Regions from separate parts of the Homo sapiens genome. Here region 2 is linked to region 1. Evidence: chromatin loops called from intact Hi-C (ENCODE). Cell type or tissue: mammary epithelial cell. All regions are shown on one strand. Region 1 has its middle 200 kb from the start of TFAP2C. Region 2 overlaps TFAP2C (transcription factor AP-2 gamma).

Region 1 (8,000 bases):
AGGAACAAAAGAATGGCTACTCCATAGACAGAGCATCCCAAGGGCTGCTGGTTGCCCATTTTTAATGGTTATTTCTTGATGATATGTTAAACAAGGTGGGGGGAATTATTCATGCCTTTCCATTTTAGACCATATAGGGTAGCATCCTGATGCTGCCATGGCATTTGTAAACTGTCATGGTGCTGGTGGGAGTGTAGCAGTGAGGACGACCTGAAGTGTCTCTCATCGTCATCCTGTTTTGGTGGGGTTTGGCTGACTTCTTTACTGCGGACTGTTTTATCAGCAAGATCTTTTTGACCTGTATTTTGTGCTGACCTCCTATCTCATCCTGTGACTTAGAATCCTTAACCATCTGGGAATGCAGCCCAGTAGGTCTCAGCCTCTTTTTACCTGCTCCTATTCAAGATGGGGTTGCTGTGGTTGAAACGCCTCTGACAATAAGCGTGCACCCCATGGGCAGATGTGAGGATTCAGTAAAACACTGCCACATCCAGCAGCAGTGTTGGGGCTGGAACGCAGCTTGGACAGGGCAACAGGCACACACAGTGGACTTTGGAGGAAAAAAATGTCCGTTGCATCCCCCGCCTTTTTGTTTTTTCAGATGGAGTTTCACTCTTGTCGCTCAGACTGGAGTGCGGTGTCATGATCTTGGCTCACTGCAACCTCCACCTCCCGACTTCAAGCGATTCTCCTGCCTCAGCCTCCCAAGTAGCTGGGATCACAGCCGTGCTCCACCACGCCCAGCTAATTTTGTATCTTTAGTAGAGATGGGGTTTTGCCATGTTGGTCAGGCTGGTCTCGAACTCCTCACGTCATAATCTGCCCACCTTGGCCTCCCAAAGTGCTGGGATTACAGGTGTGGGCCATGGCACCCGGCACCCCCCTTTCCCTTTTCAGGCTTCTCAGCTAAAGCTCTTTCCTCCTAGCACCCTGTCTCCCCACACAAAGGAGGAGACTCCCCTCTACCTCTTCTGCTCAGTCTGTGGACACAGATGTGTCTTTCCGTAGATCAAACACACGTTCCCTCTGCATCTTCATTACAATTGCTATAGAAGAAGCAGTCAGATACCTTTAAGTACTCTAACAGGAATGTTTAGAAGATTATTTTCTAACACATTTTAATATGTCTATGGTATTCTATCGACCAGGTAATTTTAAGAACAAAACAAAGTATTTTGCTGGAAATGCAGCACCCAGGAATGAGAGAGGTTTTTTAATCTGAAGGCGTTTTCATTCGAATGGGAACAATAAGTGCCTCTTTGGAAACTGTTCTCCATCCCAGCGCTCAGCTCTCTTCTAATTAGCACCGAATAACAAAAGTATAACAGTAGCACCTCTCCTCCCAACTTTTCTAACAGCCTGTCAGAGACAGGACAGTGTGAAAAACAGCTCGATTTATGAGCGACTTTGTCATTTTTTTCTGTTTAAAATAAAATGTGCCCACCCTGGGGGAAAGAAAAAAGTCCCTGAGGATTTAACTGCAGACAAATGAGCCCGGGGTGGAAACCGGAAGGTGTGGGGGTGGGGAGGGAGGTGTCAGGCAAGGGGCGGGGGGCGGGTCACCTCTTGGATGTGCTGAGAAAATTCTCACTGGCTGTGTGACCTTGGACGGGTACCTTCCTTCGTGGAGGAAGCTTCCTCCTCTGGAGCGAAAGGAGGATGGATGCAGGGATGTGTGGAGAAATGGAAACCTATCACGCCTCTCTGTGGCAGGCATGATAGGACAGTTCTAAGCGTGTTACCTGCTTTGCTCCAGTTAACGCTCATTCCGCCCTATGAGGGAGGCCCTGGTGTGTTCCCCGCCTTAATCACAATGTCAACAGCAGACCTGAGGCTCCGACCCTGCCCTGTAATCCTGCCGCCGATGCTGCTGAGACAGGAGGTCACTTCAGCAGTGGCAGATGCCCTGAGGAGGCTGAGAGATGCAGCCCCACACTGAGCTTTCTGTTGCTTTGGGTTCTTCAGAAACTAACATCATCTTAAATATTATTCATTCATTCAACACTCATGTACTAAGGTCTTATTTGATGCCTTATTTGCATTGAGTAGAAACCTGGGGGTTCAAAACAGGTAAGACAAGGTGCCTGCCCTCCAGGGACGGAAGCCAGATGTGTAAATAACTCATTCATTCGACAAATATTTATTGAGCATCTACTATGTGCTCAATCTAGGGGCTGAGGACATGGCAGTGAGTGAGGATTAAGATCCTGTCTCTATGGCGCTCACACGGTGGCAGGGTTAGCAAGTGGGCAGGTCACTGTGGATGGTGATAGTAGCCCCAAGTGAAATAAAGCATGGGAGCATGATAGGAAGGGCAGCTGCTGGGACGATGAGGGAGGGCCTCCTGGAAGAGGTGGCATGGGAATGTGGATCTGAATAGCAAGGAACGAGCCACAAGCAGAACTTGGAGAGGGTGTTCCAGAAAGGGTAAACGCCCTGAGGTGGGAGCTGGGTTTGGGGGTACCCAGCTTGGAATTAGTCACCGTGCAAAGGTGGCTGGATGCAGAAAAGGGGGAATCACTGCAGTGATCGTTCATGAAGAGCTTCTCAAGGAGGAGGGTCTTGCTTGTTTTTTTTTGCATCCCATAATGCCCTTTGTCAATTTGCCCATGCGTCTTTCCTTCTGTATAGCCGCCCATCCACCCCTTTATTTAGTCGTTCTGATTCCAGCTCCCCAGGCGTCTGGTTTACCCACGAGGAAACCAATGTGAGGGAAGATGTGGCCTCTGAACCTGAAGACATTGTAGTTCCATTGAAGAAATAACAGCAGCAGAATGTTACAATCCTACTCAACGTTTACTGAACACTTAGAGTGGGCAAGGCGTGGGGAAACCATCTCACACGTGAATCAGCTGGGCTGCTTGTGCCTTGTGTGGCATAGACCCCCAACTCCAACCGATTTGGGTAAAGAGAGAATGCATTGGTTTAGGCACAGAAAAGTCCAGAGGAGGAGATGGCTTTGGGTACAGCTCCATCAAAAATCAACCCTGTCTCAGCTGTGCTTGGCTGGGTGGCAGCCGCTCTGATCTTACAGCTTCCAGGCTCAGTTGCGGGGATCAGGACAGGAGCCTCTCTCTTAAAGTCCCAGCAAAAGCCACATTGTCTCTCATTGGCTCTGCTCAGGTCACATGGCCTCCCTCAGCCAATCCCTGTCTCTAGAGAAATATGATTCTCTGATTGGTCAAGAGCCAAGGGTGCGGCCCCCACCCACCTCCCACACTGGAGTCCAAATGGGAAGGAGCGAGCGACCCCCCGAGAGGCTCGGGCTTGGACAGGGCAGGGACTGACGGACTCGGGCATTCACCTGCACAGTGGCAGCTCACTCTCATTGGATCCTTTTATTGATGAAAGGGGACAGACATCATGATCCCATTTTACACTGAAGAAAGAAAGCTTGAGGAATTTAAACGGCCAAGAATGGGGTGGACCAGAAACTAGACTTGTTGTTTCTCCTAAGTCAGTGGCTCTCCTATGTCTTTTGCAGTAGAATTGCCACATTTAGCAAATAACAATACAGGGTGACCAGTTGAATTTGAATTTCACATAAACACCAAATCCTGTCTTACTATAAGTGTGCTCCAAAGTATGTAAGATACAAGACAGAAGAAAAGTATTTGTTGTTTATCTGAAATTCAAATGTAACTGAGCATCTGTATTTCGTCATTCAACTCTACTCGCGGGGGATATTCAGCAATATCTGGAAACGTTTTCTATTGTCCCAAGTTGGGGAGGGGAGGGTGCCCCTGGCATTGAGGACGTTGCTACACATCCTGCTCTGCACAGGGCGGCCCCCGCAGCAGAGAATTCTCCTGCTCCAGTTGTCACTGTTGCCCGTAAGTGCTACGATCACCATGTATAGCTCTAGCATGGAAGACAGAAAGGCAACGGGCAAAGCAGCCCCACGCCGGTGGCCTTGCGTTTGCTGTGTGCATGCAACAATTCATGAGGCGCTGAGCAAACCCCCGCCGCATCATGAATGGGGCCTTCAGTTGAATTATTTGGGTTTCAATTTGGAAACGCTCAAAGGAAGCTAACGAGAATCTTTGAACTGGGCTTAGGCATCCACACCCAGGCAGGCTGAGATAAATCGGATCTGCTGATACTCACTGGAGAAAGGAGAACATTCAAAGGGAATTTTAAAAGTTGTGCCTTTCTATTTGTTGTCGACATCTCCAAGAGACGGCTCTGAAATGAATCACCCTCTGCTGAGGAACGTGCCCCGACCTCTCCCTCCTGGGCTCATCACAAGCCCCTGTGTCAGCACCAGGCAGTGGATATGCTCAGCCTTGTCCCAGGCCGGGCGGGCGGGGGCAGGCGGCAGGTGAGGAGGATGAGGATGGTCGGGCCCTCCCTTCCAGACGAACCCACCTGGCCAGCTTTGCTTTGGGGAAGAACAAGGGAGCCGATCTTTTAGGCTGGGCTGGTGAGTATCACTCTCTCAAGGGCTGGAGAACTATTTATCATGTCTTCCATCAGACTTACTAATTTTGCCTGGTGTTTCACAATGCACAAAAGCCTCGTGTTGTAACTGGGGCTGTGACACAAGGTTTCAAACCCACAGAGCCATCCCTGATTTGCTAAGCAAACTTTTATGAGTTTGGATTCTGTTTTGTTTTGTGCTGGTTAGGTTGTATCTGGGGAGAGAGGGGATGGAGGGACATACTGGTTTTGTGTGCACATGTTGCATAGATGTAGCTTTCGTCTTTGAAGTTTAAGACCAGTTGTAAATTCCTTGAAGTTCGTCCTATTTCCTTTTATATGAGCGTGTTAACAAGCTTTGGAAAACTGACAGAGCTTACAGGAAAGCATAGCTGGGTTGCTCCCTGAGCCGGGGCTTTAATTCAAACCAGAACCGGGGCCGGAGCACTGTGGCCCGGCTGGTGTTTACAAATGCAGCAGGAAGAGCCCGCTGCACAGTGATGAAGCCATCAACCTCAGATGCTTTCTGTAGACAAAGCCCCAGTTGGGATTAATTAAGAAAGGAAATGCCGCAATACTCCAAATCACTTCTCTAGTGGAAATCTTTGCACCAGATGAAACTCAACAATAAAAATGGAAGAAGAAAAAAGCAAAAAAATGAAAACACCTCCCAGAAATGTGTTGAACGGACACTTAGGTTTTTGTCAGTGAGGGCAGCCGAGGAAATCAGCTTCCAGTTCCTTGCACTGGAATCATGTGACATTTTCTACATACCCAGGAAGGAGAAGGCACCGGATAGGAGGCAAAGCTCTCCACTCCCAATTGGAAGCAGACCTTCTCATCCAAGAATACACTCTGAGCTCCCTCATCAAAAGCACTTTGGTGGGAGAGAATCAAGGTGCAGAATCTCCGTGCCATATGACAAGTCTAAAGGAAGGGCATTCTCAGCTGAAGACCATGTGACCAGCTGACATGTCAGGGGGGATTTAAGAAAAAACGTGGTCCCACTCATGGTTTGTCTTGGGTGCACGGTGAGTCTGACGGTATCTGGGGACAGATACATATGAAAGTGAAATACTTGGCATAAGCTGTGGAAATTAAAGGTAAAATTTTTTATTTTTATTTTTTAGAAATGGGATCTTGCTCTGTTGCCCAGGCTGGTGTGCAGTGGTGCGATCACAGCTCTCTGCAGCCTTGACCTCCTGGGCTCAAGTGACCTCCTGCCTCAGCCTCTCGAGTAGCTAGGACTACAAGTGTGAGCCGCTGCACCCAGCCTAGGTCAAAATTTAAGGGAGGCATGAAACATGGATCCCACAAGATTTGCCTGACTCCACTTGACAGTCGGTCTGCTCCAATCCGCTGTCTCTTGGACACTTGCTCTTCTCTCCAGAGGCCATCTGGGTTGGAGGAGAGAAAGGCCCCCTGCCTTCCTGAGAATGGTCCATGCACCCCACCTAGCCCCGCTCTGCCACAAAGTGCCATTGTGCTGCTCTTTGTCCCCCAGCTGTGAATTACATTCAGTGTACCTCCCACACATCAGTGAGGGCCTCGGGGCAACCTGGTTGATTTTTATTTTGATGAGATTTCAGGAAAAATAAATAAGTAAAATGTAAATCCTGTTGGCGAACATATACTTTCCATACAGCCCATCTTAGCCAAGCACATGCTGAGTCTCATGAACCCTTGGACATTTTGATTGTTACTAAAATTCCATGTGCACCTGGTTATAGGGCCAAAATATTCCACCAGAAATATAAACAATGGCAGAGGAGAGTCAAGCTCATTGGAACCATCTTGTTGAACAGGGACCTCATCTGGGAGAAAGCTGTGGGACTGGAAGTATCTGTGTGACAATGTGTGTCTCTAGCAGAGGAGGACTTCATGTTCAGGCGAGCAGTTCCCTTTGTAATGGCTTCTACCCTGAGGATCAGGAGCGAGTGGTTCAAGGCTTGGGCCCCCGAGTTGGACAGCTCTGAATGGAGCCCAGACCTTCCCTTACTGGCTGGGTAACAAGTAACTTTCCCTGGGTCTCTCATGTAAAAAAGTAGTGGTGACAAAATTTACCTTGAACATCATTTTGAGGACTAAGGGAGGGCGTGTGTGGGCCCCTCTCTGGGTTGGCCACGGAGGGAGTGTTTGGTAAATGGCAGCCACTCCAAAGCAAGCCATTGGATGGCTGCATAGTGACAGCATCCACAGATGCTGGTCAAATGAGACTTTCTAAGGCTGGGCACAGTGGCTCATGCCTGTAATCCCAGCACTTTGGGAGACTGAGGTGGGTGGATCGCTTGAAGCCAGAAGTTCGAAACCAGCCTGGCCAACATGGTAAAACCCCGTCTCTACTAAAAATACAAAAATTAGCTGGGCGTGGTGGTGCACGCCTGTAGTCCCAGCTACTCAGGAGGCTGAGGCAGAAGAATCATTGATCCCCAGAGGCAGAGGCTGCAGTGAGCTGAGACCATGCCACTGCACTCCAGCCTGGGCAACAAAGTGAGACTCTGTCTCAAAACAAAAACAAACAAACAAGGAAAAAAAAAACAAAACAAAAAAACAAAATCAGACTTTCTAGAAATAATGCCATTTTTATGTGCCCAGAAACCTGAGAGTATTCTAGTTCTTCCATGCTGTTGCCTCTGAATTATGAATCAAGGGAGATGAATATGGTACCTATTTAGGCAAAATGATTCTGAAGCAGACAACTGGACTTCCTCTACCTTCCCCCAGCACATCATGGGGTTGCTTTTTCACCACGTGTGTCTATGTGTTTGAAATATAGTTATTGAAAATAGATATTGTAAAAGCCTTGCACATGCATAGAAAAAACTCAACATTGACTAGTAGTGTAGAAGATCCCCTCCCAATACTTATTTCCCCTCCCAGGTCTTGTTTTCACTGCAAACACCCAAGGTAACTCTTATGATGCAAAGGGCATCTTTTCAGACCCTGTCTGTACTTAAAGAAACACACACACAACTTTGTTTTACAAAAGTGAGATCACTGTTTTCATTCAATCATACATCTTGAACAACCCTCACATCCATCCGTAGACTCTACCTCATTTGAAAAATAGATTGTAATTCTAATTTTTTTATTTATACACATATTTTTAAAGAGTTGGGGTCTTCCTCTGTCTCCCAGGCTGGAGTGCAGTGGTGCAATCACAGCTCACTGCAGCCTCGACCTCCCTGCCTCAGGCAATCCTCCCACCTCAGCCTCCCAAGTAGCTGGGACTACAGGTGTGCCCCACCATACTAGGCTAATTATTTTTTAATTTTACTTTTTGTGGAGACAGGGTCTTGTTATGTTGCTCAGGCTGGTCTCAGATTCCTGGCCTCAAGCAGTCCTCCTGCCTCAGCCTCCCGAAGTGCTGGAATTACAGGCGCCTGGCTAAATTATAATTTTTAGATCAGTTTTGGATTTACAGAAAAATTACAAAGATAGTACCGGGAGTTCCCATGTACTCCACACTCAATGTCTCCTATTATTAACAACTTCCATCAGTATGGCACGTTTACTATAACTAATGAACCAATATTGATATATCATTATTCACTAAAGCTGTACCTTATTCAGATTTCCCT
Region 2 (8,000 bases), 190 kb after region 1:
AAAACTGGCATTGAAGCAATGGTCTTATCCAATGGGGAAAATCCTACGGCTCCCAGTTCCCTTTGAAGCCAGGCCACACATGGCAAACTCTAAACACATCACTTCCTGGAGGAGATGCCAGGCTGCTTCAACTCGAGATCAAGTACCTGCCGTGTGCATCACAAACATCCAGCAAGTACATAACCCCTGCCAGACTCCTCTGCTCCTGGAGTAGCACAAAGACTCAATCTCTGGTTTCCCCTGCAGGCAGATGAAATGAAGAGGATGTCTTGGGTGGATGAGCACGATCTCATTTCCAAAGAGAACTTAGATGAATGGAAAACACTGGCATGCTGCACGTCCACTGCTTGCATTCGACTGAATGCCAAGTCCTCCTAAGAAACACCTGCCCAGCCTGGCGCGGTGGCTCACGCCTGTAATCCCAGCACTTTGGGAGGCCAAGTCGAGCAGATCACCTGAGGTCAGGAGTTCGAGACCAGCCTGGCCAACATGGTGAAACCCTGTCTCTACTTAAAATACAAAAATTAGCCAGGTGTGGTGGTACGCACCTGTAATCCCAGCTACTCAGGAGGCTGAGGCAGGAGAATCGCTTGAACCCGGGAGGTGGAGGTTGCAGTGAGCCGAGATTACACCATTGCACTCCAGCCTGGGGCCAAGAGCGAGACTTCATCTTAAAAAAAGAAAAAAAAAAAAAAGAGAGAAACATCTGCCCAAAGAACACCCATAATCATTTCACTTCCATTCTTGACCACTATACAGTATGCTGAGTACAGTATGCCAGTGTACCTGTCCTCAATACAGTAACCTTCCATGAGACATTGTTCCCAAAACATTGGCCCCTCTTAATGTCAATAAACTGTCCCTCAGACATTTCCCAACACCTCCAGGGTGGGGAGGATGATTCTATCCCTCTGCAGTTGAGAGACACTGATGACAGCATAAGGCCTGGGGTAGCTGAACAGTGTCGCTAGGGAGAAAAGGTGAAACTTCAGGTTCCTCCCCAACAGCACACAAAACTTGCCTGCTCAGGGCATTAACCAAGCCACAGTCAAGCCATAAATCAGCTCTGCCCTAATTCCATTCACCCAAAAGACTTTAAAACAAAAGCAAAAACAAAAACCTATAGCCAGACTTTCAGATTCTAACAAGAATACTTTTATTATACACGTATCATACACACAACAATTATTTGGGGAACATTTACAGGCAGAGAGTTCAATTCCAAATCTCCATTTCACCCACACACACTGTACTGCACACTCACCTTAGGGTTCAGCCCAACAGGAACGAGACAAAGTTATTGCTTTCTGAACAGAGAGTTTCAATTAAATAGAATCTTCCAAGCCAAGAACAGAGCCCAGCATCCTCTTAATTCTTAATACCCTGTATATATATGAATAAAACCTTATGATGTGTTATAGATTACCCCATCACCATTAAAAGTTAATATTAAAATTGGATCCCATGTCTCAAAAAAGTCGTAAGAAGTGCACCAGTATTTACAGACCCCATTAAATTACGCATAAATAAAATCTGTACACTCAACGCACTGTTTCTTAAAATACAGAACCTCCACGGGGACTTGGGGGTGACAAGCAGCAACAAATTGCTTCGTGCCTACCCTTTTCAAGTTTACTCGAAACATCTGAAATAAATATGCAAATAAAGCTTCAGTACCTTAAAGGAACATGTCATTTCAAAGAGTCTCCCATTTGAAGAGTTAACTTTCAAAGTTAAAAAAAAAAAAAAAAAAAAAGGAGAAAAAAATCAATCAGCAGGCTTCGTTTCTACAAGTTTCCTAAAACCAGAAGGCCCCCGTTTGAACACGGGGTTTAGAGTGTGTCAGATACCACTTATTAACTAGTTGCTAAGCAGATAGAACCTTTGCCTCCTACCAGAGGACTTGATCTCTGAAGAAGCTAGATACACACTTTTCTTTTTTTCAAGGTAAATATTTAGCGGACACAAAAACCAACCATTACCTTAACACTGAAAAAAAAGGTATTGTTGATCTGTTGATCTAGGGCACATCAATTTGACATTTCAATGGCTAAGTGTGTGGGTCTGTTGGCCCAGGGAATGTATTTAAAAGATTCTAAAACTTATAGCACCACTTTCAGAGAAGGAAAGAATGGGGTTCAAAAAAAAAAAGCTTAATGAATAAAGAGCCAGTACTTGTCACCTTCTGATAATAGGTCCAAAGTTAGGAGATAGCTCAGCGCTAGAGAAACAACTAAGAAGTCCAGGGGCGGGTGATGCAGAACCAGTGAAGGCTCTTTAAATAGTAAGGTAGGTAACAAACTCTTCCCCCAGGCCAGGAGGGGTTCCCAGTCTGTGCGGTGGAGAAGGATTTTTGCAGTCCTGTTCCTTCCCTACTCTCCTAACCTTTCTTCGTTCCAATTTTATTTCCTGTGTTTCTCCATTTTCTCCAGGGTTTTGTTAGAATCAGCTGGACTCTGGTCTCCAGGGTTCATGTAGGATTTGTCTATGACAATCAGGGCTTCTTTGATGTAGTTCTGCAGGGCAGACACCGCGGCACAGATGGCCTGGCTGCCAAACCCGTGGGTAATCAGGCTGAAATGAGACAAGCAGTTCTGTATGTTCGTCTCCAAGACTGGGGCGAGCCTGCTGGTCCCATGGGGTGTCCGGTCTTGGCTGAGAAGTTCTGTGAATTCTTTACACAGTTGCCTGTGAAGACAGTCAGTTGACTCGATGAGTTCCATCTAGCTCCTTACAGGTCAAGAGCACAGAACCAACTACACTGAGGCTGGCGCCCGGGAGGCAAGCACAACTGCTTCAACCCGAGGAAGGAGAATTTAATACTAATAGCCAACTGCTGCGCTTAGCAACTATTCTGCGCCAGGCTCTGAGTTAAGCTGTTTTAAAGCACTATCTTATTTAATCCTCACTGCAATTAGAAAAGACAACAGGATTAACTTAACCCCAGCTAACTGGCCAAGGTCACCAGGACTGGTAAAAGTAATGGGGCCTGGATTCCAACCCATGAGCTTAAGGGACAGTTTACCTTGGTACAAGTTGGTTCCAATAAACAAATTCCGTGAGGAACCGGGAGAAGGAAGCATCCCCCTGAAATTCTGACTCCTGACACAGCCTGGTTCACTGCGCTCTCTTTTACCCCATTTCCTGGCTCGACTAGTTCTGCTTCATTTACCATCATTTTCAAATCAACTTACTGTTGGTTTCTATGAGAAAACCCACAGCTGCATTAAGTCGTTTTGGAGACAGTTAATTTGCCCACAAATCCACCCTGATCTTTACATTTGAAAGACAAAAGTCTTGCTATCAGGAGGTAGAAGGCACACAATCTCTCTTTACTGGTTGTGACAAAACAAATCGGGTTTTCAACACATTTTTGTAAGATATGCTAACACAATAATGAAAGGGCAGCTCAACTACTTTGGGTTGAATAACTAAGCAGCTCAAAAATACTCATGGCTGAGTCATGCACTCTTCTAAATCATACAAAAAGTTAATGTATTTGACTTTGTAAAAGAAGCTCCCTTGCCATTTTCTTTTGCTCCACCCTAATTTATTTCAAGAATATTTCTTTGTTGAGCCATCGGGACTGTGGAGGGGGAATCTTCTCAACCTCAAGGTCTAGAGCATTGAGTCATCATCAAATTCAAGTTCAGATACTTACTGGGCCGCCAATAGCATGTTCTTCCTAGCTGCCATCTCATTTCGTCCTCCAAGATGAGGTCTGGTTAAATATTCTGCCACTGGTTTACTAGGAAATTCGGCTTCACAGACATAGGCAAAGTCCCTAGCCAAATGAACAGCTTCACCTAGAATAATCAGCAACAGCTTTTAGGATGGCTGTGGTCACTGAGGCCAAACTGCCCTTTTCCTCTCTCTTTTTTTTTTTTTTTGACACGGAGTCTCGCTCTGTTGCCCAGGCTGGAGTGCAGTGGCCCGATCTCTGCTCACTGCAACCTCCACCTCCGGAATTCAAGCAATTCTCGTGCCTCAGCCCCTGAATAGCTGGGATTACAGACATGCACCACCATACCCAGCTAATTTTTGTATTTTTAGTAGATACAGGGTTTTGCCACATTGGCCAGCTGGTCTTGAGCTCCTGGTCTCAACCAATGGCTCATGCCAGGGATTATAGACATGAGCCACAGCACCCAGCCCCCATTTTCTCTCTTTCTAGTAGTATTCATTGTCTACCAGTCATACGTTGCATGCAAGAACGAAATCATATACAGGGCAGACAACTCAGCTGGTAGGTAGAACTTTCTAGGGATTCTCAGTAGGTCCTCCACCCCAGGAATAGAGGGTGGAGATCACACAATGTGAGCAGAAAAGACCCTGAAACTTCTAACTGCACAATCAAGTCAGCCCTCTGTATCCGTGGGTTCAGAATCTGTATTCATCCAAACTCAGATTGAAAAGATTCGGGGGGGAAATAATGAATGGTTGTGTCTGTACTGAACACACACAGACTTTTGCCATTATTCCCTGAGCAATACAATGTAACAACTATTTACATAGCATTTACATAGTATTAGGTATTATAAGTAAGTGATGCAGAGATGATTTAAACTATACGGAAGGATGTGTGTAGGTTATATACAAATATAACATTTTGAACATCCTCAGGTTTTGGTATGGGACCTGGAACCAGTGCCCCATGGATACTGAGATGAGTAAACTTGAAAAATGTTTACCAGTCCTCTGCTCAACAGATAATCAAACATACCCATGTTTTCTCTTTATATTAAGTAGTATCATTTTGGGGAAGTAGGAAAATTTAAGGGCTATAAACATGTTTGACAAAAGCAAACTAGTCACTTCTCTATAAAATGGTGACATCTGACAGCTTACTTTTTTTTTAATAGTGCCTTTTTACTGAAGGGGCAGATCTCTAGAATGTTTCTTTTAAAAAAGATGGGAGGGATGTTTCTCCTAAAAACCAACTTGGAGCACCCTTTTCCCTGTCCAAGTCAGTGGAAGAGCTAAGGGAGGCAACCAAGAGAGTTTCTCCCACCCAAGAGGTACCTTCCCTGGCTCCAGGGTGCAGGACTGGTGAGCTTTGCAAAAACCCAGATGGTGGAGGGGCCCCCTGGGTTGACTGAAGCAGCCTTGGAGAGCCATTGTTCTGGAGCACACTTTCTTATTCAATCACCCTGCCTGGCTAGCAAGAAACCCCAGCAGAACCGCCGATTCTACAGGCAGGACAGCTGTTCTCAGACAGGCAGCTCCTTTCTCCTTGCCCTGACCTCCAAAGGCACTCGTAAAAGGTAAAGCAGGGACTCTGCCAAGTCTCTTTGAGCACCACGTCACGCCATCAGAGCAAGGAAAGAAAGTCTTCAAAAGAGGGTACTGCCACGGGGAGCCCGTTTCTCCTTGGCTTCCCCTGCCCATAGTGAGAGCCCTAAGCCTCTCTCAGCGTCCAACTCTTCCCGGGAGCAGTAACAACATGCTTTGTTTTGTTTTTAAAAAATTATTTTACTTTCCCTTCAGCTCCTTTTAAAGGTTGTGTTGCATTCTTGGCTACTGTCCAGGTTGGGGTAAAGGGGCCCCCCATTCAAGAAACTGAAATGCTATGTCCTACTATCTTAGCACTGGCAAGAGGAACTTGTGCGTGGGCCAGGGGTTCGATTAGTTTTTTTCTTTGGATGGGAGGGAAGAATAGAATTGTGAATCGGGCCAGTCGTATTGTATACAAGAGGTTCTCTTCACTGACCACAATCCCCAGCTACAAAATAACCCACAGCTACAAAAAACAGAAGCAGTACTTCTGCTCACCAGTAAGTAACCAGCTTTTACTCAAGGTGTACCAAATGATCAGCTGTTATCTTCCAAAAAAACTGGTTCATTTAACAGGAAATGCCGACACCCCTAGAGTGTGATTTCTTAGGTTAGGAAAACCAGTTTCTTTCCAACATTGATTCTCTGGGGGAATACAGAAGAGCCTACCTGAGCAACCAGATACTTAAATGTTAACTTATTCGATAAAATTAACTGTGATTCATTCCAATAAACTTAGAGAACAATTCCAATTGCTTTCATCTCTACTTGCAACCAAGTTTTAAGAGTTGTTTTCCAGTTTTTCTGCAATAAGTATTAAAGACACAGGCACAAATTAAAAACATCACGAACCAAAAACAAAACCCCACTGACCTTCTACTAAGGATGTCAGGAGAGTCACATGAGCGGCTTTCCGCCTCCCGGCCGGAAGATTCAACCCAATCTTGTCCAACTTCTCCCGCAAGGACCGGCCTCCATTTTTCGATTTGGCTCTAAGAAAAAGAAAAATTGACTCTGGCTACTCTCAAAAACAAAAACACATACACACGCACACTTTAAAAATTCTAAACTCCTAAAGTGCTGCTGTCAAAGCTGAAACCCATCAAAGACTATCTACATCACGTGAACCATAATGAAAAGTGATAGCAGGGTCCTCTTTCAATTAGTCCCCGTAAGATACAAAATCAATCTTTCCTAGCATCCAACTCTGCATCACCGAATATTTCAAATTGTATGGGAGCAGACAAATTTTCACTTGTGAAACTACAACGGCCCCACAAAAACTCCCTGGGGAACAAACCCAGGGTGCTCCCCCCACCTCCCCTCAATACAGATGCTATCACTTCATACATGGGATCAAATTCTAACCAAGTGAGAATTTGTGAGCGTCGTTTTAGCACTTCCTCCCACATTTGGCACTTTCTAAAGGAGAAGAAATGTACTAAAACTCTAACCCGATTAGAATTCAGTGTTAGGCATAAAGTCACATAAATGTTAAAAATACCTCCTGGGCCTCTGATACACTCACCTTCAACTACCCAACCACTATGCCTAGAATTGTGCCCCAAGTACCTTCTGAGAACACCTCCCAGTAACGAGGCATTTAAGCATTCAGGTGGGGACAGTCGCCTCTGTACTTCAGCCACTGTCACTTTGTATTTAGACGTAGAGCTGAGGAGCGACAATCTTCCAGGGACTGAGCAGAAGACCTCAGTGGGGTTCATTACGGCCCCCACCAGCTCCTTCTGACAGGGGAGGTTCAGAGGGTTCTTGGTCATGGAAATGGGACCTGTGAATGAAGGTCAGAGCTGGCAGTCACAAGAGCTCTCTCTGAGCAAAAGAGACCTTTTCAAAACCAATAACCAAAGCTGAAAGTGATCTTTAGACAAGCATCATTGCACACCCCACGATCAACTGCAGGCTGACTTTATTTAAAAAAAAAAAATAATAAGAGTCTCACTCTGTGGCCCAGGCTGGAGTGCAGTGGTGTGATCTCTGCTCACTGCAGCCTCAGCTTGCGGGCTCAAGTAATTCTCCAGCAGGTGCCCACCACTACATCCAGCTAATTTTTTGTATTTTTAGTAGAGATGGAGTTTCACCATGTTAGCCAGGCTGGTCTCAAACTCCTGACCTCAAGTGATCTGCCCACCTTGGCCTCCCAAAGTGCTGGGATTAGAGGTGTCAGCCACTGCACCTGGCCATGGCTGACTTTTTAAAAAAGCCCCCTACTTCAGAGACAAATCTAATCTGAAATTCACAAGTTAACACCTTGGGAAGTTAATTAGTGAAGATCCAAAGCTTGGAGGGTTTCTTTTTTTTTTTTTCCTAGCAGCTGCTGAAAACTATTTAATTAGAACATTTGTTTTCAGAAGACTGCTTCAATACTAAATAAACGGTGAGTTTTTTCCCCTCAAGAACAACCAAAATCATAGGACACATTAAGATTCTTTCCAAAATTTTTCAGTGCAGTTGATCACAGTAAATTTAATCATCCAAACTAATACGTTCTAAGTTTACTGAAAATTTGTAGTCTTTTCTGAGTTTTTCTTTAAAATCCATTTTTCCTCCATCCTCAATCCATTTAAGCAGTTCAAGTAACAGGCCAAAACTACCTTCAATTTAGGCCTACTCTATTTCCCAAAACAGTCAAAATGGTAATCCTGGTAATCCTGTCAGTTAAGTAACTTAATTTCATAAACCACTCACTCACCAAGTAATCCAATTTT

The links. Hi-C counts contacts between places; a loop is a spot of excess contacts. Peaks named below come from ENCODE experiments on the same cell type or tissue, not always from the same donor. Only the 100,000 strongest peaks of a DNase experiment are listed, where the experiment ranks them.
Region 2: it touches region 1 in a loop (7-fold over the local background); 3 of 110 quality-filtered maps call a loop at or near these places.

The regions. Positions count from the first base shown.
Region 1 is chr20:56,823,723-56,831,722 of GRCh38, reverse strand. No RefSeq gene overlaps it. Among named protein-coding and RNA genes, the nearest start is that of TFAP2C, 200 kb to the right of the region's middle. In mammary epithelial cell, no CTCF peak of the experiment used is centred here; DNase peaks (open chromatin) are centred at 4,222 and 4,492; H3K4me3 peaks cover 925 bases; H3K27ac peaks cover 2,196 bases.
Region 2 is chr20:56,632,416-56,640,415 of GRCh38, reverse strand. TFAP2C (transcription factor AP-2 gamma) reads right to left here. Exons shown (of 7, transcript NM_003222.4): 4 at 6,847-7,063; 5 at 6,148-6,266; 6 at 3,662-3,806; 7 at 1,133-2,688. The coding sequence ends at 2,403. Among named protein-coding and RNA genes, the nearest start is that of TFAP2C, 7.1 kb to the right of the region's middle. RefSeq lists an enhancer at 2,858-3,618. In mammary epithelial cell, no CTCF peak of the experiment used is centred here; a DNase peak (open chromatin) is centred at 3,565; H3K4me3 peaks cover 2,231 bases; H3K27ac peaks cover 5,505 bases.